Regions from separate parts of the Homo sapiens genome. Here region 2 is linked to region 1. The links are chromatin contacts, found by Hi-C in ENCODE. All regions are on one chromosome and are shown on one strand. The core of a region is the stretch at or near the end of the contact, and the rest is flanking DNA. Distances in the headings are between cores, read along the strand shown.

Evidence for each region. A loop is a pair of places that touch in the nucleus more often than their neighbours do. Pooled maps may share reads with other maps.
Region 2: a pooled map shows a loop between it and region 1 (4-fold over the local background). The contact joins the enhancer-like site here to the promoter of UBQLN1 in region 1. A Hi-C loop is called at or near these places in 2 of 37 single-sample maps with no recorded cell type and 4 of 50 pooled maps.

Annotation. Positions count from the first base shown.
Region 1 is chr9:83,706,354-83,711,081 of GRCh38, forward strand. It overlaps UBQLN1 (ubiquilin 1), which reads right to left and starts at 1,605. Exons shown (of 11, transcript NM_013438.5): 1 at 1,147-1,605. The coding sequence starts at 1,326. UBQLN1-AS1 (UBQLN1 antisense RNA 1) reads left to right here and starts at 1,482. Exons shown (of 2, transcript NR_135839.1): 1 at 1,482-1,959. RefSeq lists enhancers at 628-1,518, 1,286-1,355, 1,519-2,407.
Region 2 is chr9:84,747,249-84,751,759 of GRCh38, forward strand. The region is part of intron 11 of NTRK2 (neurotrophic receptor tyrosine kinase 2); the gene reads left to right. Among named protein-coding and RNA genes, the nearest start is that of NTRK2, 80 kb to the left of the region's middle. Within about 2 kb of position 3,048, at least 2 of the 41 ENCODE cell types and tissues checked have a DNase peak (open chromatin) inside an H3K27ac peak, as active enhancers do.

The DNA of each region.
Region 1 (4,728 bases), core at 355-2,854:
AATGGTAAGGAAAATTTTTACAAGCACTGGGAGACAAAAACAAAAGTGATAATTCTGTTGGTGGTAAAAGTTTCTCTCATTTGATGTTACACACCTCACTGCTTCACAAAATACACTACCTTTGGAACTCGTTAAACCAATACCCCAATCACCTACTGTCCCTGGGGAAACTGATAGGTACATTTCAGGAATTGTTGTTTCCTGTCACCAACTGTTCACGTTGTTTGCGATCTTCAGAGATTAAGTCAGTAATTATGGAAAACACGACGTATTCAACAATACACTAAAATTATTTGTTAAATTCCACCAAGAATCTTAATTAACTGCAAGATTTGTATTCCTGAACCAAGTTTAAGTAATATTCTGCATTCACTCCGATTTTCTTTTATTTGATTGCAACCGCTAATATCAACATCGCTATCGCCCCTCTAAAATCAAACAAAAACCTACCCAATGATTGGCATCTAAGAGATGATAAACATACTAAAAGGGAAAGAGCAAGTCATCAGTGAAAGAAAGTCATTCACTTTTCTCCTTAAACCTAGTACTATCACTATTACTTAAGATGGAGCTAAAAACAGTTTCTACGTCATAATTTTTTTTTAAAGGTTGCAAGGTGGGAAAGATTTCAGGAGTTAAAATGCAGAACTAAATATACACATGCACCTCACCCCAAAACCCACCTTAACAAGCAGGCACGTAAAACAACGAGGATCCCACCCACCCCTTTTTAATTCATGAAACAAAACCGCAGCCTGAGCTAAAGCGAACCCTCGCCCCCGCCCAGCCTCCACCCCGCCCGGAGGCTGGCGGTGGGTCCCTTTCCTTTGTGAGGAGTTGGAGGGGAGGCGACGGAGGGCGGGGAACTGGGGGAGGAGGCTGAGGGTCGGCGGATACCAGAGAAGGAAGGCTCCGAGAAAAGCGGCATCAGCCCGTCCCACAAACAGGCCGCGCCGCCACGCCACAAACCATTGCGGTGTCCCAAGGCGCAAACCCACGAACTTGGGTGTGATCTAATTTGGGACGACGCCCGGGAGAATGGCCGAGGACGACCCCTCTCCCAGGCCCTTCCAAAAGGTCTCCTGGGGCGGCGGGCGGAGGTCCTGCCGCCACCCCCATCCCGGCCCGAGCCCCAGGCGGCCTCACCTGCTGGACGGAGCTATTCTCGGGCACGGCGAATTCCTCCTTTTCCTTCGGGGTCTTCACGGTGACTTTCATGATTTTGGGCTCCGCGGAGGCAGCGGCCGCGGGGGCGCCAGCACCTTCGGCTCCGGCGGCGCTATCCTGGGAGCCCGGAGGACCGCCGCTTTCACCACTCTCGGCCATGGCTGTGGCGGCGGCGGCGGCGGTGACTCAGGCAAGCAGGAGGGAGCAGGCGAGCAAGGAGGAGCCAGCAGACACCAGAGCCGGCAGGCCTGGACAGCGAAGAATGCAGAGCACGCCGCCTCAGTAGCAACGGGCGCAGGGCCACCGTAGCGGGTGTGGGGCCCCGGAGCTCGGTGCAGGCTCTGGCGCAGGCCCGGGTCAGGCGCTCGGCAGCCGCCGTGTGTTCAGGCGCCGCTCGCTCACACCGACATCCGCAGCAGCCACCGCTTCCTCCTCCCTGCCCCTTCCCCCACGTCCCTTCGCCGGCGCCGCGCGGAGCACGCCGGGTAACGCGCCTGGCGGCGTCGCCGAGTCATCCCCGGCTGGCGCGACTTTGAGCTCAGCCTGCGTGCCTTTTCCTTTCCCGCTCCATTGCCCAAAGTGCAGGCGAAGCCAGTGTGAAGGACTAAAAGCAAAATGGGGCGGGGTAGGTCAGTTCATGGTTTTTTTCCACTCCTTTCACCAAAAACTAAATCGCAGTTTCCAGTTAAGCGCTGTAACGGCGCACCGAGATGACGTCACGGTTAGCGAAATTACTAGAAAGGGACCAGTGGGCCCTGCGGCCGCGGCTGCGCCTGCGCGCTTGCTGTCCAGGTAGTCTCCCCACCTTACCTCATGCCCAGCTGGGCCGTGTTCACCCCTCCGCGCTGTCACAATCGCCTTGCCCTCCCTTGCCTCTCTGTCTACTCTGCGTTCCCCGCTGGGAGGAGGGTCTGGTGATAAAATAGCGGCGAGGTATTTTGTTATTTTAATATGCTTAGCGTTTGATATTTGGAGGGGTCGTATTGCCCTATGCGGGGGAGTTGGGGTAAGTTAATGGTGGAAAGGCCTCAGCACAACGAACAGAAAATGGAGTGAACGCCCGTGACTGCCCTGCGCAATCCTGCGGAGTCATTGCTTCATGGCCAGAGCTTATTTACCGCCCTCGGGTTAGCCCGGTTTGGTCAGACGATCAGTCAGGCAACCTGTATTGACAGTGGCCTCTGCTGCTACGATGACAGCTGTGCGCGAGCGCCCCCAGATTATCTGTGTGTAGGGCGGAACAGGGTGCCCGAGGAGTGTCCACCCAAATGGGACAATTTAATATAGTTGAGGTGTTCGCCTTATATTCTATCAAATTAAGTTACTGGTCAATTTCAGGCTTTAAGTGGCATTAAGGATAGTTCCAAAATTATTTTCAGTGTAATACAGAGAGAAATTATCTCTGAGAATCCTAATTTGAAATGACGTCATTGGCTTTTAAAGATGACTTGCAAGGAATGTACAAACCAGCCCATTATTAATCAATGTTGCACAATTTAAATCCTGACAGCCCACTATGACCCAAATCCGCAAAGATACATTCTGCCTTTCTGCTCCTAAGCCGTCCAACCCTGTTCTGAGAATAAATACTGTTACATAAACACGACTTTTTAGCAGAGCTCTATGGAATCTGGGTCTAAGAGAATCCTGAGGGTATCGATTTCAGTATAGACATCATTTGATATCACCTAAATTTCTGGCAGCATGGCTCAATAACAAGGCCTTCTGCTTAATGAAGGATGACTACTTGGTTATGTCCAGGTGTGAGATGATCACTGCTTCTAAAGCTAGAAAGTGCCACAACTGGACAACCAATCATTTGGAATTTCTTCCATATGTCTAAATAAAATTTCTCCTCAACTTCATTAGCTCCTCATTACCTGTTTTTCCCTGTCATGCTGTGTCTTACCTGCATGCTTTGCCTAGGCTGCCTTCCTCTACCTAGAATGACTTTCCCCTTGCCTTCACCTGTCTAACTTCTACTCATCCTGTATCACATGCCCCAGGAAGACTTCACTCCCTACCATTTAGAGATATGGTTTTTCCCTTGATTCTCCAACAAATACCGTGTGTGTGTGTGTGTGTGTGTGTGTGTGTGTGTCTGTCTCCCTGCATTTATGGACTTTGCAATTATCTGTGTCTACATTATTGTCTAAAAATGTTTGATGTGTGTGACACTATAAGGTAATAAGATTTACCTGTAAGAAGATACCATATAGTTATCCATTGTTATGGCACTTTTTAGATATAATCCTGACCTGCATGAGAATCGGAGGTGGGGGCACTATGGTGTAAATCAGAGATTAGTGAACTTTCTGGGAGGGCTAGATAGTAAATATTTGGTTGGTGCCAAAAAAAAAAATTTGCAAAAACCGCAATTATTTATGCATCAACCTAATATTTTAGGCTTTGTGAGCCACAGGATCTCGGTCTAAAACACTAAGCTATGCCCTTGTATCACAGAGTAATCATAGACAATACATACATGAATAATCATAGCTATGTTTACTAAAAACTCTACTTGCAAAACAAAAACAGACATAGGATCTGATTTGGCCTACAGAAGATAGTTTGCCAACCCCAGGTCTAGATGTTTATTTGTGGCATTTTCTTCTGAATGGTTTTTGTTTGTTAAATGGTCTGTCTGGAGAAAATTTTAAGAACATATTTTATCACAGTATCCTAATACTGTATAATACTATATTGAGCATACAAGAATAATAAGACTCAGTTTCTGCCGTCAAAAAACTTGAAGTGATAGTTGGATGATGGGGGTGAGGGATAGGAGGGAGACTGGCAGTGATGTCCTGGTAAATGACTAATAACCAGTCCTCCTGAAAATAAACTTTATTACATTTGCCAATTTCCTTGATGTAAATACTTGCAAATGGTTACCAACTTGAGATCCTCTGCCTCACAAAACACGTGAAATTTTACCAGTAAGCCCTCACAAGCCAGTATGAGCCAGCTCCAACTGAAGAAGTCCCATTTTGAGAAAATCCATTATTCAGAGTTCAAGTATATTGATAGAAGGTTATTATTCACGATAGAATAATTCTTTTTTGACAAAATGATTCAGTCAACTCAATAAGAATTCATTGAGTATCCTCTGACAAACTTTAATCCTCTAATCTTGTGTCCAGGAACATACCTTTAATACGAGGTAGTACATATGTCATGTAAGTGCTATAAATAACATGACTTCATCATGTTACTAGGCTACTGAAAAATCTATCATAAGTTTCCCACTGCCTAGAAAATAAAGCCAAAGCTTTTTATTTTTTTTGGAGACAGTTTTTTTCTGTCGCCCAGGCTGGAGGGTAATGGCATGATCTCGGCCTACTGCAACCTCCGCCTCCTGGGTTCAAGCGATTCTCCTGCCTCAGCCTCCTGAGTAGCTGGGATTACAGGCATGCACCACCACGCCCAGCTAATTTTTGTATTTTTAGTAGAAACAGAGTTTGACCATGTTGGCCAGGCTGGTCTCAAACTCCTGACCTCAGGTGATCCACCCACCTCAGCCTCCCAAAGTGCTGGGATTACAGGTGTGAGCCACTGCGC
Region 2 (4,511 bases), core at 1,798-4,297, 1.0 Mb after region 1:
ATGACTATATGCATTACATTGAAATAGCAAGAACAAATACCATGGTAAGTCAACTGGGGAATGGTATCTGCTTCCTGCCGTATGCAATCATTTTAGTTTTTAATTCTTATACCAATCCACTTAATATTTCTTGGTGTAAGAAAGTTGTTTGTGTACGTAAGAAATCCAAGCAGCATGTATTAAGCCCAATTACACAAAATTATATGTTGACTTTAGTTTTCTGGGTTTTTTTTTTTTTTTTTTTTTTGTGATGGAGTCTCACTCTGTCACCCAGGCTGGAGTGCAGTGGCACGATCTCGGCTCACTGCAAGCTCTGCCTGCCGGGTTCATGCCATTCTCCTGCCTCAGCCTCCCGAGTAGCTGGGACTACAGCCACCTGCCAGCATGCCTGGCTAATTTTTTTGTATTTTATTTAGTAGAGACATGTTTTCACCATGTTAGCCAGGATGGTCTCAATCTCCTGACCTTGTGATCTGCCCGCCTCGGCCTCCCAAAGTGCTGGGATTACAGGCATGAGCCACCGCACCTGGCCTTCTGGGGTTTTTAAAATACAAATGATAAATTTAGGCACCTGATTGGCATATCTCCATCTATAGTATAGTTGCTGGAAGGCAAGATCAGTGAGTTTGTATATTATGACTTTGCGGAAGGCTCCTAAAATCTGTATGAGAGGTGCAATATTGTGTTTTGTAGAATTTGTGTGGTTCAGATATTTTATATATAAAGAGTTCTTGATCACAGGAGGGATCATTAGATTAGAAGAGTTTGAGAGCCAAGAAGCAGATACAAAAGTTAAAAATGTTTCTGGTCCAACAAGTGCTCTTCCAGCATTTTGTTGGATTTGCAGGGGAGGGCAGATCTCCCTTGTTCTATCCTAAGAAATATCCTCAGATGAAAACTAACCCATCAAGCAGCCAACCAACCAATCAAACAACTGACCAAACAAACTCACCCATGCTCATCTCCCGTGTAAAAACCACCTCAACACATGCAAGGTACACAAAATTCTGTATTTCTCAATCTGATTTTGAGGAAGTAATTCTTTTCATTGTCAAAGGCATCCTTGTTTACGAAAGGATTTAAATTTAGAATGGCTTCAGTAGCTTTAAGTATTTGTTTACAGATCCTTAGCTGCTTTTCAGCAGTAGAGCCCACTTCCCATTTTCTAGGTTGACTTACACATTCTATAACTAGGCAGAGAAGCCAGGGCAGGCATTACTGTCTAATGAAGAAGCAGAAGCTTGGATAAGTGAAGCATCTCTTCTAGCTGTCATGACTGGTAAAAGCAAGGTGTCCTGTGAACGCAGGGATCTAGGACTCCTAAATCCCAGTTAAGGACTGTCCAAAGCAGGGAAGAGACTGTACTGTGGTACTGCTGCATGGTTGGGGGACTTTCAGGCCAAGTCATCTAACCTCCCCCATCGCAGTTTTCTTATTTATCAAATGGAGTTTGACTTTGTTTATTTAGGTATTCTCCATCTATCTGTAGAAGTCTGCAATTTAATAATAAAGAAACTTATAGCTAAAATACTATGATCTCTTTCCCATGAAAACATTAGTTAGAAATAAAGATTTTTAAAAAACACCCAAAGTCATGAGGTCAGCTTGAGTGAAATGGTTACGTTTATCCATAATTAGCTTTGTAGGAGTTGCTACCATTCTGTTTGTATATAGGCTGCAGAGACGGAGTTAGATCTGTATTGGCTGGGCATGGTGGCTCATGCCTGTAATCCCAGGACTTAGGCTGAGGCAGGCGGATCACCTGAGGTTGGGAGTTCGAGACCAGCTTGACCAACATGGAGAAACCCCGTCTCTACTAAAAATACAAAATTAGCCAGGTGTGGTGGCACATGCCTATAATCCCAGCTACTAGGGAGGCTGAGGCAGGAGAATCACTTGAACCTAGGAGGCGGAGGTTGTGGTGAGCCAAGATCGCACCATTGCACTCCAGCCTAGGCAACAGGAGCGAAACTCCGTCTCAAAAAAAAAAAAGTCTATACTCAAACATTTGCAGAAGCGTTTTTGGGGAGATATACTCACAGTTAAAGTACCAGAGAAGAGAATGATCATTACTTTTGCTCCACACTGGCCAAGAGCTTTGTATGTCTTCTTTTTGTGCTCTGTGATTTATTTAATGCTCTTCTCATCTGACATGAAAGATGGTGTCCTGGGAGAATTAGCCATATGTTTTTATTTTCCTGCCTTCATTCTCAACCACATGCTTTGCAGAGACAGTGTAGTGGATAAATCACAGGATTTATACTTGGGCAGACTTGGTTCCATTTCCAAGCTCAGAAGGTGTGACTGTGAGCAGCTTACTTAATTTTTTTGTAAATCTTAGTTTTTTCATCATCATCATCACAGCTAACATTAATTTATTATATATTGTAGTAGATACTGTTCCAAACCCATTACCTGCATTAACTCATTGAGGATTTACAATAACCTACAAAGTAGAATAATTATATTCTCCATCTTACACATGAAGATTATGAGATGCAGAGAGGTTAAGTAATTCTGAAGTCATGCAGCAGAGTGAGAAATCTAGATTTTATACTCAGGAAAAACCCATGGTCTTAATCTCTACCCTATAATGCTTCTCACTATGAGATGGGTATATCAGTCAGAATAAGCTATGCTGCAGTAACAAAACCTCCACATCTTGGGGACTTAAAACAACAAAGTTTTCTTTCTTGCTTCATTTCGTGTATTGGCTAGGAGCTCTGTTCAGCCTTGTCCTTGTTCCAGGACTGTGGATGACAAAGCATCCACATTTTTAAAGGTTAGCCTTTTTCTTTATGACAGAGATAAAGAGCACTGTGGAGCAGGTGGAGCAGGGTTCCTCAACCTTGGCACTATTGGCGTTTGGGGATAAATAATCCTTTGTTTGGGGGGCTGTCTTGGGCACAGTAGGATGTTAATAATGCCTGGCCTCTACCCACTAGGTGCTAGTAGTACTTTCCCCCTCGTTGTGACAACCCCAAATTGTCAAGTGTCCCCTGGATGGCAATATTATTGTCCCTGGTTGAGAAACACTGCCTTAGACTAAGATCTTGGACAAGAAGTGAAGTTCTACACCCTGGCAGTGACACAAGTCTGAACTAGTCACATGAACCACTTAACCACAAGCAAGCCAGGAAATGTATCCTACAAAGAGAAACACAGAGAAAACCAGAAATATTAGACAAACAGCATTAATGATTACTATGGATAGGGATAATAATATCCATCTTAAAAATTGTTGTGCAGATTCTTAAGCCAGAATGGCTCTCTAAGAAATCTCAGAGCAGGCATTGGCGACTATGTTCAAGTCCAGCTGCTGCCATTGTAAATAAAGTTTTATTGGAACACAGTTATGCCCATTTGTTTACATATCATCATTGGCTGCTTTCATGCTCCACCGGCAGAGCTGGATCCTTAGTTGCGACAGAGACTGCAAGGCTGGCAAAGCCTGAAGTATTTACCATCTGACCTTTACAGCAAAAGTTTGCCAACTCCTGGTTTAGAGAAGCCAACTGTTTTTGGAAGCAGGACTTTGGGCTGAGTAAGACTGGAAGGAGACACATAGTGCCGCTGACAACTTTGCTCTAAAATGTTAAGATGCACTTAGAGGAGCATCATGCCTTGGTCAGCAGCAATGGTAGCAGAGTGATCGCATTTCTATGTGTACCTCTGTCATCTCTACCTCTGGGATGGGAGAGGATTCACATATATCTACATCTACCCTCTTGACTTGTGTAATCCACACCTGGCAATTACATTTTTAAACTTACTTAAACATTTTTAGGCTTATATCATATATATGGGAAAATGCACATATCATAAATTTACAACCCAATGGGCTTTGACAAGTGGAACTCACCCCAGAAGTGCCCTCCTGCTCCCTTCCAGTGCCACTCACTGTTCCCAGGGTACCCTGACTTCTAAGAGCAACAATAGCTAACCTTAAAAATAGCCTTTTATTATGGACAATTTTCAAACATGCACTTCAGTAGAGAGAATAGTAAAATGAACCCCATTGTATTCTTCACCAGCTTCAAGAATTATCGGGCTGGATGCGGTGGCTCATGCCTATATTCCCAGAACTTTGGGAGGTGTAGGTGGAAGAATTCCTTGAGCCCGGGATTTCAACACCAGCCTGGGCAATATGGCAAAACCCTGTCTCTGCAAAAAAACTTAAAAATGAGCCAGGTATAGTGGTGTTTACCTGTAGTCCTAGCTACTCAGGAGGCTGAGGTGGGAAGATACCTTGAGCCCAGGAGGTCGAAGCTGCAGTGAGCCATGATTGTGCTATTGCACTTTAGCCTGAGCAACAAAGTGAGACTCCGTCACACACACACACACACACAGAAAAATCACCAGTATTTTGCTGTTCATATTTCATATTCTCTCTCTCCCTTTCTCTGCCCACCTCTCTTTCTCTCTCTCCTCCCTCTTTAGATGGATGGAGAGAGAGCTGTAATATTTTTAAAATGCCAATTGGATAGCCATTTTTATAAGCTTTAACTTAT